2 separate regions of the Homo sapiens genome follow, and region 1 is linked to region 2. Evidence: chromatin loops called from intact Hi-C (ENCODE). Cell type or tissue: A673. All regions are shown on one strand. Links, peaks and the distances in the headings refer to the core of each region. The heading gives the core; the rest is flanking DNA. Region 1 overlaps ABCC4 (ATP binding cassette subfamily C member 4 (PEL blood group)). Region 2 overlaps LOC124903193 (a long non-coding RNA gene).

Region 1 (2,813 bases), core at 260-2,759, 190 kb before region 2:
TATCTTTTACTCCTAACACAGGACTATACACCTGGCTACAGGTTTATTAAATGTGTGTTCATGTGACTTGGAGAAGTCATATCAAAACATGTTTAAAGCTTTTCAGACAAGCCTTCATAACCTCCAGATGTCTTGTAGCATCTAGGGTCCCCTCTGACAAAAAGAAGTTCCCACTTTCTTAGTCAATCCATCCTGCATAGTGGTCACATAAATAATTTCTTTCATGGAGATGTCCAACTTCTAGGAGTTCCCAATTGCTCAACTTGAAGAACCAAGGGAAACATGATATGCATTGTCCACATTTATTTGGTCATGTGACCCTTCTTGCAAAACGAATGTTCCATGCACTGAGAAATGCCGTGCCAAGTGTACCCAGTTCAAAATTGTGTTACACGTAGCCTTGGGCTCAAACCCACGAAGTTAATATGATAAGTGGGGTTGCAACAAGCTGCCAAAAGCCATTCTAACTCACCTTCCCTGCTCCCACGGGGCCGACCACAGCTAACAATTCGCCAGGTCTGACAGTAAAGGAAAGGCCTTGTAGAGTTGGGGTCTCTGATGCCTACAAATTAAAGTTTATAAAATGTGCCCATTTCAATAAAGTCACACAAATCACTTCAAAAAGAGAAGAAAACAATACAACAGTCATTGATACATGAACATAACCCAAATCTTTCTCCTTCCTATTTTAAGATATTGTATCCTAGAGTCCTTTTCATACAATCATATTTTTTTGGTGGGGTTTTACACAGTTTGGAGTCTTCAGTACTTAAGGAAGGCCCATTCCCTTTTACCAGATTTTCATGTGAACACAGCTCCAGACTTCCACAAAATTTAGATAGTAAAAATGACAAGACAAGCTTCTTGAAATGAAAACTCATGCTAACTTACTAAAACAATATATATATATTTTTTACTTTAAGTTCTAGGATACATGCGCAGAACGTGCAGGTTTGTTACATAGGTATACATGTGCCATGGTGGTTTGCTGCACCTGTCAACCTGTCATCTAGGTTTTAAGCCCTGCATGCATTATGTATTTGTCCTAATGCTCTCCCTCCCCTTGCCCCCCACCCACCGACAAGCCCCGTATGTGTAATGTTCCCCTCCCTGTGTCCATGTGTTCTCATTTAAAACAATATTCTTTTTTTTTTTTTTTTTTTTTTTTTTTGAGACGGAGTCTCGTTCTGTCGCCCAGGCGGGAGTGCTGTGGCGCGATCTCCGCTCACTGCAAGCTCCGCCTTCCGGGTTCACGCCATTCTCCTGCCTCAGCCTCCCGAGTAGCTGGGACTACAGGCGCCTGCCACTGCGCCCAGCTAATTTTTTGTATTTTTAGTAGAGACGGGGTTTCACCGTGGTCTCGATCTCCTGACCTCGTGATCCGCCCGCCTCGGCCTCCCAAAGTGCTGGGATTACAGGCGTGAGCCACCGCGCCCGGCAATATTCTTAATATAATATTCAGTATGGGAGCTTTTCAACCATTTGTAAATTTTCATTCTGTCCCTTGGTTTTAATATTCTATTTCATTAACCTCCACAAGGTGGCAGCATGAGTACATGGCATGCCCAGTCCTTGGCTAATGGATGACTTGAAATCTCCACTAATCTTTCCATTTTCACTTGATAAAGCATGAACCTCAGTTATGCCCAGCCAGCCAGAAGGCACTTTATACTATAAAGTCACTCTTGGCAAATGAACTTCTACAAATGGTGGTCAACCCTGTAACCAAGAGCTCTAATTTAACAATAACCAAAAACTGAAGAATAATGAAATTAAGTGTATGTTCATAGGTCAAAGTGAAAGTCTCAGTGTTACACCTGCAGCTTGTGTTACCCATCCTGGGAAAATAGGGACAGCATAGTAGTTCTACTATAAACACTGAGGTACCCACCACAGCATTCAATCCAGCACAAAGGGAGGAAGGGATGAAGTACTCATTAGGGTATCAGAAATAATGTTCCTAAACAATCTATAAATTCTATGATAAAAAGATTCAGGAGTATATGCATGTTTTTACATATACTAAATGTTAACAAAATTATCAATCACTGCTAATGTTAAAAAAAAAAAAGTTGTTTTAGGCAGGGTACGGACTGGTTCATGCCTGTAATCCCAACATTTTGGGAGATGGAGGTGGGAGGATCACTTGAGCCTAGGAGTTCAAGACAAGCTGGGGCAACATAGTGAGAAACCATCTCTTAAAGAAAAAAAAATCAGCCAGGCATGGTGTGTGCCATAGTCCCAGCTACTCAGGAGGATGAGGCAGGAGGATCCCTTGAGCACCGGAGGCTGAGGTTGCAGTGAGCCAAGATTGCACCACTGCACTCTAACCCGGGTGACACAGTAAGACCTTGTCTCAAAAAAATGTTATTTTGCAGTTTATTATTTAGGAGACCAAATCAAATTCATTACTTTTACAAAGAGCTTCTAAATATTTTCAATTGAGAGGATTAAGTGTGTATCAGGGAGAAGGGATAGTTTACCAGAGCATGATAGGGATAGTTTACCAGAGCATGATAAACCAAAATGAGGAGGTTTCCTCTTCTCATACAAGGACAATCAGTACTTTGAATTATCTATCTTTTAAAAAAGCAAAAGTCAGTTGGTACAAATAAAGAGAGGAATGGTTTTAAATTCAGAGTATAGAACCTCAACCGTAAAAACTGCCAACTCTAAGAACTTTTGTCCAAACCCAGACATCAACACTAGTAGACAAAAATTGATACTGTTAAGTAAAGTAAAAACAGCTACAATTTGGGAGGAATCCTAAAGGGGTTTAAGCAGCACATTTATAATCTTCGTCTGAATTTCTC
Region 2 (2,813 bases), core at 117-2,616:
CAGGTTTTTCTGGACTGGATACTAACTGATACAGTGTTTGGTACCAGAATGGTATAAAAAGAAATGACCGGCCGGGCACGGTGACTCATGCTTGTAATCCCAGCACTTTGGGAGGCCGAGGCAGGTGGATCACCTGAGGTCAGGAGTTCGAGACCACCCTGGCCAACATGGTGAAACCCCATCTCTACTAAAAAATACAAAAATTAGCCAGGCTTGGTGATATGCCCCTGTAGTCCCAGCTACTCGGGAGGCAGAGGCAGAAGAGTCTCTTGAACCCGGGAGGCAGAGGCTGCAGTGAGCTAAGATTGCATGACTGCACTCCAGTCTGGGCAACAGAGAGAAACTCCATCTCAAAAAAAATAATAATAATAGTAATAATTTGTTCGGCCAGGTGCAGTGGCTCACACTTGTAATCCTGGCATTTTGGGAAGCCGAGACAGGCAGATGACAAGGTCAGGAGTTCGAGACCTGCCTGGCCAATATGGTGAAACCCCGTCTCTACAAAAAATACAAATTAGCCGGGTGTGGTGGCAGGCACCTGTAGTCCCAGCTACTCGGGAGGCTGAGGCAGGAGAGTCGCTTGAACCTGGGAGGCGGAGGTTGCAGTGAGCCGAGATGGTGCCATTGCACTCCAGCCTGGGTGACAGTGCGAGATTCCACCTCAAAAACAAACAAACAAACAAACTCTGGTTTCTGGTAGCCATAGGACTAATAAAGACCCAAGTTTTGGTGGTTTGGGTTGCAGAATTAATTTTTTTAAATTTTTATTTATTTATTTATTTTTGAGACAGAGTCTCATTCTGTCGCCCAGGCTGGAGTGTAATGGCACAATCTGGGCTCACTGCAACCTCTGCCTCCTGGGTTCCTGCCTCAGCTTCCTGAGTAGCTGGGATTACAGGCACGTGCCACCACACCCAGCTAATTTTTGTAGTTTTAATAGAGATGGGGTTTCGCATGTTAGCTAGGCTGGTCTCAAACTCCTGACCTCAGGTGATCCACCTTCCTCGGCCTCCCAAAAGTGCTGGGATTACAAGCGTGAGCCGCTGTGCCTGGCCGAGGTTGCAGAATTATGATAAACTGATTTAGAAGCTGATGCAGGACAAGGAACCCCCAAAACTGGGGCTTAGCCTAGGAATGTTCTTGGCTTCCTCCAGGAAAGAATTCAAGGGCAAGCCGGTAGTATCAGATGACAATCTTTTATTGAATGGTCTTGTTCCTTGTGGAGCAGGGATAACTCATGGGCAGTGTCCCCAGCCTCTGCAGAGTACGGGCTGTTGGGAACTATATTTATGCCCACTTTCGACTATATGCAAATTAAGGAGTGGGTTAATGCAAATTGAGGAGAGCGTTGTTTAGAACTTTCTAGGAAAAGGGCGGTAACTTTTGGGTCCTTGCCCTGGCATTTGTAAGCTGTCATGGGCTGATGGGAGTGTCTTAACGCTAATGAGCAGCGAGGGCAGCCAGAGGTTTCCTTTGGTGCCACCTGCTGGTTCCTGCCAGCTTCTCCCTTTTTTCTCATGTGGAAACTGGGGCATAAATTGAGAACTGAGACCTTGAGAAATTTTTTTTTTTTTGAGACAGAGTCTCGCTCTTTCAGGCTGGAGTGCAGTGGCGAGATCTCAGCTCACTGCAACCTCCGTCTCCCTGGTTCAAGTGATTCTCTTGTCTCAACCTTCCAAGTAACTGGGATTACAGGCGAGGGCCACCACGCCCAGCTAATTTTTGTATTTTTAGTAGACTTTACCAGCTTGGTCAGGCTGGTCTCAAACTCCTGACCTCAAATGATCCACCCGCCTCGGCCTCCCAAAGTGCTGGGATTACAGACGTGAGCCACAGCGCCTGGCCAATTTTTTTTTTTTAACATTTTTTCCTTTTTTTTTTTTTTTTGTAGAGACAGTCTCCCTGTGTTACCCAAGCTGGTCTCTAGAACTCCTAGGCTTAAGCGATTCTCCCACCTCCGCCTCTCAAAGTGTTGAGATTACAAGTGTGAGCCACTGCAGCTGGCTGAGAATTGGGGATATTTGTGTGGATTTGGAAGAATATAAAAATCTTGAGAAACACCAAAGGCCCTGAATACCCATTGCAAGTGGAATCACGCTTCTCTCCCATTTCTGAGAAGACTAGGCTCCTTTTCCAGGGTGAAAACACCCCGTTAGTTGGAGTCTGTTCTATGTGATGGGGCATGTGCTTTGAACCAGCAATCAAAATAATATTTCTCTCATAGTCAGAATACAGGTCCAGGAATCAAGTGGTACAAGTTGGAATAGCTCCTCTCACTGTTAAATTTAGTAGTCCTAAGTTTTGCTTCCTGCTCCTGAATATTTTTGTGTTTTTTTACATCTTTTTTTTTCTTTTTTTGAGACAAGGTCTCACTTTATCTCCCAGGCTGGAGTGCAGTGGCACAATCTTGGCTCACTACAGACTCAAATTTCTGGGCTCAGATGATCCTCCCACCTCAGCCTCCCAAGTAGCTGGGACTCTACAGGCACACATCATCATACCCAGCTAATTTTTTAATTTTTTGTAGAGACAAGGTCTCGCCATGTTGCTTACGTTAGTCTCAAACTCCTGGACTCAAGCAATCCTCCTGCCTTGACCTCCCAAAGTGTTAGGATTACAGGTGAAGGCCACTGTGCCTGGCCTTACGGGTCATTCTTTATTTCCAAGAGAAGAATGCTTCCACCAAGGGACACATTATTGGTTCCAAGTGAACCAACTATTTGGGACTCTTTATGTCACTGAACCAATATGCAAAGAAAGAGGCAAATTACTGACTGGAGTAATTAATTCCAATTACAAGAAGACGTAGAGTT

Evidence for each region. Hi-C counts contacts between places; a loop is a spot of excess contacts. Peaks named below come from ENCODE experiments on the same cell type or tissue, not always from the same donor. Only the 100,000 strongest peaks of a DNase experiment are listed, where the experiment ranks them.
Region 1: a loop joins it to region 2, with 9 times the contacts of the local background. A loop is called at or near these places in 88 of 110 quality-filtered maps.

Annotation. Positions count from the first base shown.
Region 1 is chr13:95,187,981-95,190,793 of GRCh38, forward strand. It overlaps ABCC4 (ATP binding cassette subfamily C member 4 (PEL blood group)), which reads right to left. Exons shown (of 31, transcript NM_005845.5): 10 at 473-562. Among named protein-coding and RNA genes, the nearest start is that of SNORD13G, 21 kb to the right of the region's middle. In A673, for the core only: a CTCF peak has its summit at 1,544 (motif pointing right); a DNase peak (open chromatin) is centred at 1,561.
Region 2 is chr13:95,379,399-95,382,211 of GRCh38, forward strand. All of the region lies in intron 1 of LOC124903193 (a long non-coding RNA gene), which reads right to left. Among named protein-coding and RNA genes, the nearest start is that of ABCC4, 79 kb to the left of the region's middle. RefSeq lists a silencer at 1,325-1,374 and an enhancer at 1,655-1,704. In A673, for the core only: CTCF peaks have their summits at 1,476 (motif pointing left) and 1,675; a DNase peak (open chromatin) is centred at 1,453.